Linked DNA regions of Mus musculus: region 2 is linked to region 1. The links are chromatin loops, found by intact Hi-C in ENCODE. Cell type or tissue: heart. All regions are shown on one strand.

What was found. A loop is a pair of places that touch in the nucleus more often than their neighbours do. Peaks named below come from ENCODE experiments on the same cell type or tissue, not always from the same donor. Only the 100,000 strongest peaks of a DNase experiment are listed, where the experiment ranks them.
Region 2: it touches region 1 in a loop (2.1-fold over the local background); 2 of 42 quality-filtered maps call a loop at or near these places.

Annotation. Positions count from the first base shown.
Region 1 is chr5:34,369,591-34,377,590 of GRCm38, reverse strand. It overlaps Fam193a (family with sequence homology 193, member A), which reads right to left and starts at 7,658. Exons shown (of 21, transcript NM_001243123.1): 1 at 7,164-7,658. The coding sequence starts at 7,385. In heart, CTCF peaks have their summits at 1,640 (motif pointing left) and 3,057 (motif pointing right); DNase peaks (open chromatin) are centred at 7,070 and 7,840; H3K4me3 peaks cover 2,185 bases; H3K27ac peaks cover 1,225 bases.
Region 2 is chr5:34,509,750-34,517,749 of GRCm38, reverse strand. It overlaps Tnip2 (TNFAIP3 interacting protein 2), which reads left to right and starts at 3,771. Exons shown (of 6, transcript NM_139064.2): 1 at 3,771-4,131. The coding sequence starts at 3,853. In heart, no CTCF peak of the experiment used is centred here; a DNase peak (open chromatin) is centred at 3,699; H3K4me3 peaks cover 1,798 bases; H3K27ac peaks cover 1,573 bases.

The DNA.
Region 1 (8,000 bases):
GTAATAAGATCTGATGCCCTCTTCTGGTGTGTCGGAAGACAGATACAGTGTATTCATTAATGTAAATAAATAAACAAATAAATCTTTTTAAAAAAAGAAGAAGAAAAGAGTGATTCTAAGCTGTACAGAGTTACACTGATCTGTGTGACTAACCTTTGCCTAATATGCCCATGTCAAACAGCTATCATCCACCTTGGTTCTCTCTGATACCACCCAGCCCAACTGCTTAGGGATGGTACTACCCACAGTGGGCTGAACCCTCCTAAATCAATCAAGAAAATGCCCCACAGGCCAATTTGATGAAGGCAAATCTTCAATTGGGGTTCAGTCTTCCCATGTATATCAAGTTGACAACCAAGAATAACCATCACAGCACTAAACTACTGAAAAAGACAAGAAAAAAACAACTTCAACCTTTATTTATAACGCCAACACTATACTAATAAGTCAGTCAGGAGCAATATAACTTTTTAGAAAATAGCATCATGATACAGCAACAATCACTGAAATATCAATACTAGCAAGTAGCAATTCTTTAGCCCCACAAAAAATTTAATATTGAAAATTTAAAATGAATATACTATGACCACAAAGGGATTTAGTTCATGAATGCAAAATTGGTTCAATATCCAAAATCAGTAATACTATTACTACATTGACAGCATTAAAAAAAAAAAAACAGAATCAATTATTTTAAAACTCATTTTTAAAAATTTAACATCTGCTAATAAGATTCTCATCAAACCAGAAATGGGAACTTTTTATATAATATAATGGGTAGCTACAAAAAAATAAATAAATCTCCAACAAATATACGTAACGGTGAAAAACTACAAGCTTCTGCTCTAAGCTCAGGTAAAAGCAATATCCACTCTCACCACTTGTAGATGATGCTGTAGCCAGTGTAATAAGTATCAGCTGAGCGGTAGTAGAGCATGCCATTCCATTGATCTCCCCATGCAGAAGGCAGAAGCAACAAGATCTCAGAGTTCGAGGCCAGCTTCGTCTACAGAATGCGTTCCAGGACAGTTGGGGCTACACAAGCAATCCAATAAATAAATAAGTAGACGGGTGGACAGATGGACGGACAGACAGCGGAAGCAGGCAGATCTCTAAATTCAAGGCCAGCCTAGTCTACAGAGTGAGTTCTAGGACACCGGGGGTTACACAAACAATCCAATAAATAAATAAATAAGTAGGTAGGTAGGTAGACCAACCGACCGACCAACCAACAGACCTACGACTAATGAGTAACTGAAAATTAAAAATTTGAAAAACATGATTTGCAAAGTTGGGGGCGGGGAGCCAAAACGTGGGAGATCTAGGTCAGGAAGTGGGAAGAATATCAGCGTGTGGCATGCACAATAGACCTTGGGTTCTATCTCTGGACTAAAAATAAAGGAGTTACTTAAAATAGTTAAAAAAGTAAAATTTGAAATAATGAAATTTACACACATCTGAAACAACATAAGCTATATGGTCTCTATGTTACATGCAGAAAACAAGACAGCCAATTAAGAGAAAAAAATGCGGAGAGATGGCTCAGTGGTTAAGAGCACAGACTGTGCTTCTGAAGGTCCCGAGTTCAAATCCCAGCAACCACATGGTGGCTCACAACCATCCATAATGAGGTCTGACGCCCTCTTCTGGTGTATCTGAAGACAGCTATAGTGTACTTAGATATAATAAATAAATAAATAAATAAATAAATAAATAAATCTTTTTAAAAAAGAGAGAAAAAAATGCTACCATTTCACCTTTTGGAAGATTCAAAATATTAACTGTCAATTTTCTACCAAACTGATCTATGTTGAGATTTAAGGTGTTTCTATTCAGTCCCATAAAAACTACTTCTAGGTATCAGCACGCTGATTCTGAAATGTATGGAAACAACAACAAAAAACAAACAAACAAAAAAAACAGAATAAAACAAAAATGATTCTCAGAAAAAAGAAAATTATTAATTTTTTTTTTCATCTCTACAACAGTTAAAGCTCTAAGGGCTGGAGACATGGCTCAGTGGTTAAAAACAGTTGCAGCTCTTCCATGGAATCCAGGTTCTGACCTTTGTGGACACCAAGCACACATGAGGGGCACATATTACATAAGAAAATACTCACACACATATAAATTTAAAATAAATCTTTGAAATAGATTTTTTTTTTAAAGTGGTAATAACTGCTGACAAATAAAAGACAAGATTGGAAGAAAATGTCTACAAATCACATGTAAAATCTTGTACACAGCCGGGCGTGGTGGCGCACGCCTTTAATCCCAGCACTCAGGAGGCAGAGGCAGAGGCAGGTGCATTTCTGAGTTCGAGGCCAGCCTGGTCTACAGAGTGAGTTCCAGGACAGCCAGGGCTATACAGAGAAAGCCTGTTTCTGTTTCGAAAAGCAAAACAAACAAACAAACACAAAATTATAAAGAACTTTCTAAACTGGAAAAATAGCAATCCAACCAGAAATGAGCAGTTCTGAGCTGGACAGTGGTGGTGCACCCCCTTAAGCCCAACACTCTGACGGCACAGGCAGGCAGATCTTTAAGCTCAAGGCTAACCTGGACTACAAAGCAAATTCCAGGACAGCCAGGACTACATAATGAGACTTTGTTCTTTCTTAAGTAACAGTGAGTGTCAAGAATAAAGAGTGGGGGAGAGTACAATTGTACAGGGATAACAGGAGTATGTTTCTGATTAATGAAACTGTCCTGTACCTTGACTGACACAGTAACCTCAAGAGACTCACATGCGTTAAAATCAGAGTAATGAGGTTGGAGGCAGAACTGAGCAATAGGTAGTAAGCATGCACAAGGCCCCAAGGTCAATCCTTAGGATCACAAAGCTGGGCACAGTGGTATACTATTACAGTTCTAAGTTCTCAGAGAGGCTAAAGTGAATGATCACTTGAATTCAGGAGTTTGAGACCAACCCAAGCAACAACACAACATCTGTTTCCCAAGACAAAACATAATTTTGCTATACATTAACTTTTTAAAAAATATTTATTTATTTATTACATGTAAGTACACAGTAGCTATCTTCAGACCCTCCAGAAGAGGGCTCCAGATCTCGTTATGGATGGTTGTGAGCCATCATGTGGTTGCTGGGATTTGAACTCAGGACCTTCGGAAGAGCAGTCAATGCTCTTAACTGCTGAGCCATTTCTCCAGCCCCCTATACATTAACTTTTAATAAGCCTACAGCAGCATCACTTAGAAAAACTGATCAGTTGAACCTCAAGTCACATATCTACATACTCAGCAATTCTATTCCCAGAAACATGCCCAATTCAAACAGTGCCCATGCACATCAAAAGGCACAAGCAGAAATGTAAGCTCATTCACATCAGCCTTAAAGCATCTCAATGTCCATCCACATTACATCAGACAGACTGAGGAATTTTCACAGTGTAAAGTGTACATCCTATATAGAACAACAGCAAAAAGCAATCTTACCCTGGAGTCATCACAAATGAAAAGCTGAGCCAAAGCACTGAGGCACAAAACAACCCTTTTTGTATAAAACTCACAAACAAGTGGAAGATATAGCCAAGACAGGTATCACACCTTGAAGTGAATGATGAAGGAGCACAGGGCACTGGAACACTCATGTCATGAAGCACTCTAAAAACCTGCCACAACAGGGCTCTCTGTGATGGCACTTTTTCTAAAGCCTGGATTGTAGTTAATGTAAGCTAAGTTAAACTAGTAATCCTTTAAAGCACCTCAAGTTCTAGATTTTTTTTCAAGCTACTTCCTCAGATCACAAAGCAATGTGAACTACAAGTGTGCCTTCACCTACTACAAAGACCCAAATGAACACCAGACCCTGAATACCCTCTAAGATCAAGAGGCACTTGCATGATGGCCTTAGCCCATTGTTATCTACACTCCTAGTATCAGGATAAAAGGGGATTCATTATTACAAATGCCTATAGTCAGTGACAGGGTTTTTTGGGGGCTTTTTTGTTTTGTTTTGTTTTTTTCCGAGACAGAGTTTCTCTGTGTAGCCCTGGCTGTCCTGGAACTCACTTTGTAGACCAGGCTGGCCTCGAACTCAGAAATCCGCCTGCCTCTGCCTCCTGAGTGCTGGGATTAAAGGCGTGTGCCACCACGCCCAGCTCCAGTGACAGGTTTCTGACTTTAACTTTCAGTTTGAAAACTCCTTTTGACCCCTACCTTAAATGGCATCCTTTTATAAATCTCACACATCATTACAAAAATAACCTTAAATCCCCATTCCAGCCCTGTGTGAATATGTCACATGTAATCTGATATTCCAACAACTAATAACACAGGTCGATTTCCATAATAGAAGGAACCTGGGTTTTGTAAGTATATATGACTAAATGTTAGATAATTATTTTGAAAATACAATTCTCATTATGTAGATAATGTTTGTTTCTGTACCTAATATCAAAATATGTAAGTGCCAAAGGGTGGTAGAAAAACCCTTCACTAGTTTATTTACAAAACAGAAAAACGCTGTTAGTTGTCTCAGGCTTTAATGCCATTCACTTTCTTGGTCCATGAATAACGCTCACTGCAGATTTCAAATTTTGAAAGCTTGAAGCATGTGGGAAAAGGAAAGAATAAGCTTCAGAATGCCCACCATAGTCTTTGTGGACAAGACTTTCCTATGTAAATCCATATGCACACAATATTTTACAAAAACAGCTCTGTGCTATAAACACCTATAATCCTTTCCACTTTAATGTATCATGAACATTATGAAAATCATCTTAAAATAGAAATGCAAAATAATTAGATTTACTCTTGATATGCTTCACCTAACTGTTCACTGAGTGAGTAGTCTAACCATTGCACAAGCTCAAGTCCAAGACCTGAGTCCAAATTTCCCCATTTCACAATTAGAATAAAAAACAAAACAACAACAAAAACATTAGCCCTATTATCTAGAAGCAGAACCCCTAAAAAGACCAGCTCAGCATCCTGAAACACAATGGCCACAATCATACATCACTTACAGACTGCCACTAAACACTGCTTGCAATCTTCCCTACATTTATTTGTTTAATCTTAAGCCTAGGATCTGAGTGCCCAACAAGGAGTACAGGTCTGACACCAAGCACAAAGGAACCTCAGAAACTTAAATCTGTGCAACCTGCACCCTGAGCCTTGGACACCAGAGTTTACTTCTGGACCAACAATTTCACAAGAAGTTACCCATACCCACATTTCCACTAACTAGCTCAGGAGCCACCTCAAATAAGATAGTATAACCTACAGTTCTGTGCCCAGCACTAAGAGCAATGTGGGACTCCCTACTAAGGATAAGGACAGTCCTTCCTGTCCTTTCTTAGTCACCTTCTGGTTTGGTGACCTAGAGAGAGTAGAGGAAGCTCAAGACTTCTCTCTGGGAAGTACAGGTCCAACAGTTACCTGACATTGTTATGCATACCTGTGCTGTGCCATATAAGGCACCCAAAGAGCTTACCATTTTGTATGGAAACTGGATTTTCAGAGTTCTGTGGAGCTGGGTATGATGGTGATGCTTTTAATCCAAGCAATAGGGAGACAGAGGCAGGCAGACCTCTGTTGAATTCCAGGTCAGCCTGCTCTACATAATGAGTTCTAGGACAGCCAAAACAGAGAAAGACCCATTCTCAAATCAAATCAAAACAAAAAAGATCTCTGGGGTTACAAGGATATTTTTAGTTCTACTGCTATGAAGACTTGTTTTGTATATGAGGAAAACACAAAAAGATGTTTAAACTAAACACACCTTAACTTTAAAATACAATAAAAGCAATGTTTTTACATGATGTATGTCTAAATTCAATAACGCACAGAGAAATGTGTGAACAAGTATTTTATTAAGGAAATGAAGTAGAACAGCAAAGACCAGAAAAGACTGGGAATCCTTTTATGAAACTTTTTTGTGTATGATTGTTTTTAATGGTGGGTGATGGCCCAAACTCTTGATGCATAATAGTTCAACACAAACAATTCTGTCAAAATTATGCATAATCTGAGTTTGAAGAGCTACAAAAAGCAAGTTATTTCAGGTAATTCTATGTTATGTTGCAATTACTCAATCCTACCTAGCACGAGGTATGAGGAGTAAGGCTCCTTGTTAGCAGCTGGTCTTCACTGTACATACAGAAATGGATGTACTTCACTTCCAGCTCCAGCAACCACTATTACCCTTTCTATAAAGCTTTCGAACAGGCCAACCTCCCACCTTCCCCTTCCAGCAAAAGCAAAGGCGACCCACAAAGTCCCAAAATGAAAAATCACAACCTCATTTTAAACTAGAGCTGTCCAGAGTCAAGAAAAAGGCCAAACTCTGGAAACTCAAACCCAAGGACAAACCCCAGATGCTAAACAAATGTAACAATACTCCGCGAAGAAAGCTCCCAAAGTTGCACCAAAACTGCAGAGAACACCGGGAACAAATAAGGAAAACTTAAGTATTTATCCATTACTGTACTTTCTTGCAACAACATGAGCATCAAAACCCATGCCCATCCCCAACAATTTTCTCAACTGCTCTCAATACATACTGTGCCAACACAATATTCCGAATCTCATTAAAAAAAAAAAAAATCTGCCTCATGACTTGGCACACAAATACCCCTTAAAGCTTTGGTTTCTTCACTGTGGATGTCTTTTTAAAAGAAGATAACTTGTTTTAGCAACCTTACAAGAACGCAACTTGAGAGAAACCCATAATCATTCGGTGGCCAATCCAATCTATAGAACCGATTATGCCAACTGCATCCCACGTACCAGCACTATCTTCTGAAACAGAATAAAAGAGACAGCGGTCCATCCACAGCATGCCTGCGTAAGTAAACCTGAAAAAATAGTTACCCCAACCCTTGCGACTATCCTCAGCTGACACTCCTGAGGAAAGAGACCCCGGCGGCTCCCGAGAGCTTACAGCAGCAGGCACAGAGGGCAAGACAGCCGCGCCCGTGGTGCGCCAGGCGGTACCCAGAAACTTCTAGGGGGCACTTTTCAAGGCCACAGTCGGTGTGCCTCGGGGGTCCCGCCGGCGCCGCCCTCCCTCCGCCGCGCTCGCGCCCGGGAGGAGCTGTCAGCTAGGCAGGCGCCGGCCCGTTATCCGCCGGCCGCGCCCGCCCGGCCGCTCGTGAGGGGGCGGCGGCCGCTCCCGCCCGCGGACCCCTGCTGCTTACCTCGAAGTAGCCTCCGGCGGCACCGCCCGCACCCGCGCCCAGAGGCCCGTGGGCCGCCGCGCCGCCCAGCAGGCCCGCCGCGCCGGGGCCCGGGGCCTGGGGGCCGCGCAGGGCCGCCGCCGAGCCGGCCTTGCCGCCCGAGCCGCCGCCACCCGAGCCACCGCCGCCGCCGCGCTTGTTCTTCCGGCGCTTGGCTCCGCGCTTAGCGTCGGCCGGGCTCATGGCGGGAGTGAGGGACGGAGGACGGCGGGCGGGGAAGGGGCGCGGGCGGGCGCCGGGCCGCGGGCGGCGGCGGCAGCGGCGGGCAGGCGGAGGCGGCGGCGGGCGCTGCGGCCGGCCGGGCGGGGGGCGCGGCGCGGGGTCTCCTCCCGGGCTGGGAGGGCGGGGCGGACGGGATCTGAGGGGCAGCTGCTGGCGAGAGCGACGCGAGTCCACCGGGCCCGGTGCCGCCGCTGACCAGAGTTAAGAGTCCAATATGGCGGACACAAGGGGAAAGGGATCCCAGTTTACGTCGGGGGAGGGGGGAAGCAGCGGCAGGGGGAGGGGCGCGGGCGGCCGCCCCCCGCACTCCGCCCTCCCGGGCGGCGCGCCCCTGGCCTGGGACCCCGCCCCCGACGCCACGCGCGAGGCATGCCGGGAGCTGTAGTTCCAGCCGCCCGCGGCTCCGCCCGGGCGTGTGGGGCGGGACCACGACTCCCGTAGGGCCACGCGCAGTTAGTCGTGCGGGGAGAGGGTGTGCCTAGGGTGACGTCCGGCGCCGCGTGGCCCTGTGGAATCTGTAGTCCGCGCACGGACGGAGCTGGAGGCGGGCGGGGTCCAAGAGGGTCTCGCAGTTCC
Region 2 (8,000 bases), 140 kb before region 1:
CTGGAAACTCGCGGCCCATCGAAACTCAGAATGAGAGTCCGAGACTCTGGGATCTCCAGTCTTCTCCATCCAACTCTTGGGTATCCCTGGGGACCCTCCCTTGCTCATTGTATCCCTTTCTTGGGAACCCAAGTACCGAGCTCCTCTTCATTCTTTACATTGCAATAGATAGCGCCCCCTCCCCCCAAACACACTTGCTACTTAGCACAGGCTGGTCTCAAACGATCCTCCTGCCTCAGCATCTTAGAATTTTGGGATCATAAGTCTGTGCAGTGACTCATCTAATCACCCTTTAAGTTGGGATACTCCACTCCCTTTCCTGGCCCCCACATATTTCCCCCCATCTTTTCCTTATTATATGTTATTTTTCTTGTTGTTGATGCAAAATGCCTAAAATAAATAAATAACCAACTTAAGGGAGGAAGGGTTTGTTTAGGCTCCTGGTTTGAGGGGACACAGTCACTCAGAAGGAGAAAGTATGGCAGCTGGAGCAGGAGTCAAGGGAAGTGAACAGTGGTACTCAGTTCACTTTCTCCTTCTTGTTCAGCCTGGAGCTCAGCACATGCAAAGTGCTGCCTCCACTTAGGATGGGTCTTTCCTCAATTAATCCTCCCTGGAAACCTCATGGCCATGCCCCCAGGTGTGTTCCAATTAATGACAATTATTAACTAATGTGCTTAAATAAAGTTTCCCTACCTCTTGGACTGGGCATCTGCCTCCACTGTTAGAATATTCATCTATGACTCTCTAGGACCCAGGCCCTGTATTCAGCTGAAGGCACATGTATGCCAGGAACTTCCTGTGTTAACTTGCAGAATCTTAACCATGTCATAGATGGTCAGTGTCCTTAGAGGTCTGGAATCTCTCATCTACAATTCTAAAGTCCCCAAAAAGCTCAGAAACCCAAAGTGTTTTTCTTAGAGCTGGTACAATGGCTGACTTGAATCTTGTCTTACTTAATTTGACTGGCATTCCCTCTGTATTTCCAGAAACTGACTTGTTTTGTGGGGCTTAGAGATGCCCCAGTGGGAGTGCTACACTCTATGTCAATTGTTCTGATACGATAAGAGAAAGGATTTCAAGTGTAGCTGGGGATGGTAGCTCTAACTATAATCCCAGAACTTAGAAGCCTGAGGCAGAAGAACTACTCTGAGTTTAAGGCTAGCCTGGTTTACAAAATGAGTTCCAGTTTGGTCTACAGAGTGATACCCAGCATCAAAAAGTAAAGAACAAGATCCAAGCATGGTAGCATACACTGTTAATCCTAGCACTTGGGAGACAGAGACAGGCAGATCTCCATAAGTTCCAGACCAGCCTGATCTACATAGAGAATTCCAGGCTAGCCAGGGTTACAAAGTGAAGAGACTGAAAAATAAAGAACAAACCAAAAAGATCTTCAAGGGGGCTGCAGAGATAGCCCAGTGGTGTACAAGCAGATAGCCTGAGGACTGGGAGATAGCCCAGTGACATTCGAGCAGATAGCCTGAGAATCTGATTTTGGACTCATAGCACCCATGTGAAACTAAGCATGACTACACACATCTATGACCCTAGCACGGGTCCTGGGGTTGGGGATGGAGACAGGTGGATCCCTGGAACTTGCTAGCCAACCAGTATAGCCAATCCATGAGCTCTGGGTTTAGTGAGAGACCCTGTCTCAAAAAAAAATAAGGCTAAGAGAAACAGTGGAAGACACTCGACATTAACTTTTGATCTCTACACACATACACCCACACGTGCATGCTATATATACATACACACATATCACACACATATCGCACACTCACACATACATGTATAGTATATATGCTCATATACATATCATGCACACATGCATGTTACACACACACACACACACACATTTTAAAAAAGACTCCCAAGTGTTAGCAGCTTGAAGCAATATCACGTCTTTGTTACTTTGTCAGGAGCCTGGAGTACATGGTTATAGAGGTCAAGTACTCCCTGTTGTGCAGAGCTTGCCCATATGCACAGGTACTGGAAACAGGACTCCTTTTGTTGTTGATTTGGTTTTTCAAGACAGGGTTTCTCTGTTAGCCCTAGCTGTTTTGGAACTCAATCTGTAGACGAGGCTGGCCTCAAACTCACAGAGATCCATCCACCTGCCTCTGCCTCCAGAGTGCTGGGGATTAAAAGCACGTGCTACCACTGCCTTCCAAGAGTAGACCTTTTTAGAGGATGGTTATCTCAATTATGTGCAACTACATAAAATCAAAGCTTTTGAACTCCAAACACATGTGGCCCAGAAGCATTTGAATAAATGTCTTTGTTGTTTGATTCATATTTTGCACTTCACAACCAGGCTCAAAAGCACTTGAGTGGTCTACTAGGCTACACACAGGAATAGTAGTGAAGAGTTAAAGCCACATATCAGCTCTGGGCCAGGGTTCTTCTGTGTGATATCCACTCCCACACCCACTTCCCCTTCATCCCACAACTGCCTCAGTCAATCAAGATGACCCTGCATGACCATAGCAATGACTGTGCTGGACAATCATTTAATCATGGAAGTTTGGATGAGAACAGCTCCCATAGACTCATGTTTGGATACTTGGTCCCCAGTTGGTGACTCATGTAAGGTTAGAAAGGATTTCAAAGTATGGCCTGTTGGAAGAGCTGTGCCATTATGGGCAGAGAGATTCTGAGGTTTCAGCTTGCCCTCTGCTTCCTGATTTGTAATCAAGATGTGAGCTATCAGCTTTAAACATCTGACCCTTTATCCCAAGTAATGCTTCTTCTATACGCTGCCTTGGTCCTGGCATTTTGTCACACTAATAGAAAAGAAATACGCACTCATTCTCTAGTTCCACAACACCCCTACCAGGTAGGGAAGGAAGCAACTGTGACCCATCTTTTCTGAGCAGAAGTTTTGGGCTGGAAGGGCTAAGAAGGAACTGAACATAAGTGAGCCAGGTCTGTGACTCCCAGTATCCATCCCATACATTCTTGGCGAGGTCTGGCTTTGCTTATAGTTTTATACTTGCAAGTGAGTGTGTTCCTGCAGGCTCAACCAGAGCTTGCCTGTGAGCAGACAGGGTATTGAGAGTAGAAGACTGAGCAGAAAAGGAGACACACATCCTCACATAGGGAGGGGACCTCCATGAGATCTTAGCAATGAGCCATTGAAAGATTCTCACGGAGGAGAGACTTCCCAGTGGAAAAACAGTGTTCATATGGAAACTGTGGGAAGGAAAGGGTGGGCACCCTCTTGTCTTCTGCTAGAACAGCTTCTAGCGCTAAGGCCATCCTAACGCGAATTTAGGGGCATGCTGGGGTTTGGTGGCTGGCTCTGGGCTCCATCATGTACTCTGGATGGGAACACCTTTCTGGGTCAGTGTCCCTCTATGAAGAAACGCATGTCAAGTCCCGGAAGAGGAAGGAGCCCAGCCAATGAAACCTGACCACACTCTACGTCCCATGTTTGAAGTCCTTTGATTTATTTGCTTTTCTTCAGCTGCTGTACCAGAGGATACCTAACCCCAAACCCTGGTCGCAGATGGGGTCTGACTCCAGGAAAATTCCTCAGACGCAGGGAATAGAGCAGACAGCACCTAGAATGGAGCTGGTGTGTCAAGAGAAAGTGAGATCATAGAGTAGGAGGGACCAGCTGTGGGAGGGGACGGAGTCAGACTCCCGGCAGTGGGAGAGGCGGAGCCAGCTGTAGGCGGGGCGGAGTCAGACTCCGGGCCATGGACGAGGCGGAGCCAGCTGTGGGCGGGGGCGGATTAGGCTCTGGGAGTGGGCGGGGCGGGAAACGTTCCGGGAAGGCTGGTTTTCGCTCCCCCTGTGTGGAGAAGTTGGAGACGCCCAAGTCCCCACGGAAGGCCTACAGCCATGTCGTCTGGGGACCCAAGGTCTGGTAGACAGGACGGGGCCCCGCGTGCGGCCGCAGCGCTCTGTGGCCTGTACCACGAGGCCGGCCAGCAACTACAGCGCCTGAAGGATCAGCTGGCCGCGCGTGACGCCCTCATCGCGAGCCTCCGCACCCGCCTCGCGGCTCTGGAAGGGCACACGGCGCCGTCACTCGTGGACGCACTTCTGGATCAGGTGGAGCGCTTCCGTGAGCAGCTGCGACGACAGGAGGAAGGCGCTTCGGAGACCCAGCTGCGGCAGGTGCGGGGCGGGCGGGAGCTGCTGCGCAAGGCGGCCTGGGGAACTTGTTGGAGCGAGTGACGTGGAGTCCAGAGATGCGCGAGGTCTTGAGGGTCGCGAGGATATGAAGCTCGAGGTGCGGGTCTGAAGAGCTCGAGGTCTGAGCATAGTGGTTTAGGGGTGCGCTGGGGTTTGAAAGGAGCTGGGTTATGAGGGATACGAGATCCTGAGACTAGTGGGTCCTGAGGTTTCAGGGTCTGAAGGGCGTGGGGATCAGAGGCGCAGGTAATCCTGTTGGATTAGGGTCTGAAGGTAAGAGTCTGGGTAGTTCAGGGTATTGAGCAGTTCGGGATTCATTCGTAGGCTCAGGGGATATGCCAGAGGTGAGCAGGAGTCTCTGGGGCTCGGGGTTCTGGTGAGCAACAGGGTGGTAGGGGTGTGACTGTTTGAGGAGTACCAAGTCCTGACGTCCTGCTGAGGTTATGAGCACTTCTGAGGGACTTGTAATAGAGGTTAATTTGGGACAGACCCCCTGGGTCTCTCGACTTTGAGGGGTACTGCTGTGGGAAACTTACTCATGAAGTTTTGTGGGGGACAGGGTTCTGCGGAATGTGAGGGATCCTGGAGTGCAGGGATCTTGTGGGGCATAATGTTCTGAGGTAGCCTCGAACACGTGGTTCTGTTGGTAGTAAGCTTCTCCAATATGTACTCATATTATTAGTAATATTATTATATTAGTCCCAAAGGGGTGTGTAGCTGTTTTAATCACTGCCTTATTTGCGTTAAAGAGATACCATGACTAAGGCAACTCTTATAAAAGAAAGTATTTAATTGAGGGCTGGCTTACAGTTTCAGAGGGTCAGTCCATTATCATCATGGTGGGGAGTATGGTAGCTTGCAGGCAAGCTTGGTGCTGGAGAAGTAGCTGAGAGCTACATCCTGATCCACTGGCAGAGAGACGTCCACTAGGCCTGGTGCGGGCTTTTGAAACCTCAAAGCCCATCCCTAGTGACACAGTTCCTCCAACAAGGCCACATGTCCTATTCCTTCTCAAATTGTGCTACTATCTGATGATGAAAAAATGCAAATATATGAACCTGTGGGGGCATTCTCATTCAAGCAACAACAGTGGGGGCACCAGGCTTGACTAAGATGGAATTCTGAGGAGGGGTGGTGTTCAGGGTTCTGTGGGACAGACACTAGAGGCTCTAAAGGACATGAGCGAAGCATGGGGCCAAAAGGGTCTCAAGGATATCCTGACAGGCATTGCCCTTTGAGGACTGTGTTCAGGTTCCAGTGTGTGTGTGTTGGGTATGAGGAGGCAGTATAGGTCTTGGTTCTTGGGTTCTGTGTTAGGGAGGTCTTCTGTGGAATGTGGGGTTCTGAATCTTGAGGAGGGTGCCAGGGGCCTGAGAGATGCATAGGGCTCCTAAGGATGGTGCTCTGAGAAAGAAGACCCATGGTTTTGGTTGGTGGCATTTTAGTATTATGTGGGAAGAAGTGACAGGTGCCAGTCTGATAATATGTGAATTCTTATTTGGCTCTCCTTGTCATTTGGTATCATTTGGTTCCTGTGAGATATCATAAGCACACAAAACTGAAATGAGTAATAATACTTTACTGGAGCAATTATTTCTAAACCTGACAACCTTGTCCGGCATTTGGAGGGATGCTGGCATTTTATTCCATTTGGTCCATAGCTGTCTTGATTTTCCCAGGAAAGAAAATAAGAGAGGAGATTACCTGATAAAAGATAATGCTTGTTTTCAAGATAACCACTGCAGCTAGATTTCTTTCTTTCTTTTTTTTTCCTTTCTTTTTTTCCTTCCCATCTCCACCCTTTTTGTACTGGGGATTGAAGCTAGAGCCTAGGCAGGTGCTCCACCATTGAGCTACATGCATCTCCGGTTCTCTTCCTCCTCCTCCTCCTCCTCCTCCTCCTCCTCCTCCTCCTCCTCCTCTTCCTCCTCCTCCTCCTCCTCCTCCTCCTCCTCCTCCTCCTTCTTCCTCCTCCTCTTCCCCCTCTTCCTCTTCTTTTTCTTCTTTTTGTTTGTTTGTTTGTTTGTTTGTTTTTGATACAGGGTTTCTCTGTATAGCCCTGGCTGTCCTGGAACTCACTTTGTAGACCAGGCTGGCCTCGAACTCAGAAATCTGCCTGCCTCTGCCTCCCGAGTGCTGGGATTAAAGGCGTGCACCACCACGCCCGGCTTCTTCTTCCTTTTTAAGATTTATTTATTTATTATATGTAAGTACACTGTAGCTGTCTTCAGGCACACCAGAAGAGGGCGTCAGATCTCATTACAGATGGTTGTGAGCCACCATGTGGTTGCTGGGATTTGAACTCAGGACCTTCAGAAGAGCATTCAGTGCTCTAAACTGCTGAGCCATCTCTCCAGCCCCTCCAGTTCTCTTTTTGCTTTTTACTTTGAGATCTGGTCTCACTAAGTTACCCAAATGGATGTTGAACTCACTGTGAATCTCAGGCAGGCATTGAATTTGGATTCTCCCTGCCTCAGTCTTTCAGGTAGATGGTATTACAGGCTTTTGCTACCAGACCTAGCCATAACAAAATTCTAGAGGGGGAAAAAAGAAAGCATTTTTTTTTCTGATGGTAAACTTCAGAATATCTGAAAAATAAAGGAAGGAATAAAATAATCTCACATGCTTTTTACATGCCTCTACCTGCGTTTCCTTTGCAAAGACACAGATCCTTGGCATTGCTGGGTTCACACTTCTGTTGTCATGGTTTTCTATCTGTATCATTTAAAGTACCAAGAGCAATAGGAGTCTCCCCACTCCAAGTCTCCCTCTTTCTGGAAGGAGGGTTGTAAAATATCAGAACAGAAGGGAAAGCAGAGGCCGCCTGGTCTGTGCCACTAATTTAGTGTTGTAACATCAGGTGCCATAGTGAGTACAGAGTGTGGTTCTGAAGGCACCTCACAATTTGTCACCAGACTATCAGTGGGGGGTAGTTATGGTAAAGGAGATCCCCATAACCAGAACAGAACTTCATCTGCAGTCTGCTAGCCATTGGTGTTCAGTGCAGATGTATCTGTACCCGGCAACTGGGACTTATTTATAGCTCTCTAGAGGCTCCAGACAGAAGCAGTCTATGGCCCCTGGCATACAGATTTTGTTCTGGGATTTTAAGAATTATTTGCAATTTTGTTTAGGGATTTTTGTTAACTGTATGGTGACTAAATATTACAAAACTATTGTGTGGCTCCTCAGTCTGCCAAAACAAATTGGCTAACTATTATTAGCACTAGAAATATGTGTCAAAATTACCCTGTTTATTTTAATTTCAGTATTGCTTTTTTAATAAAAGATTTATCGATTTATTTTATGTATAAATAAAAGACAGCACTATAGCTGTCTTCAGACACACCAGAAAAGGGCGTGAGATCCCATTAGATGGTTGTGGGCCACCATGTGTTTGCTGGGAATTGAACTCAGGACCTCCGGAAGAACAGTCGCTGTTCTTAACTGCTGAGCCACCTCTCCAGCCCCCGTGCCTTTTTTCTATGATGTAGCTTCCTTGGTTATATGGTTTGCAGAGTTATGCACAGGATAAGGCTAATGTAAGCAGTATAAGGAAGAGATGGGACTTGGTGCTCCCCCACCCCCAGTAATTGGCACACCTTTTCCAACAACACACCTCCCATTCCTTTACAAACAGTTCCACCAATGGGGAACTAAAGATTCAAATATATGAGCCCATGGAGGGCGTTCTCATTTAAACCACTGCAGTAACCATGTACTGCATTCCATGGTGACAGATTCAGGTAAGCACAGTTTTAGCAAATGTCAAAGGGATTATGTACTTGTCAGCTCAATGCAAATACAGGATGACTTTTAAAAAAAATTATTATCTTTTTCTTACCTCTTAT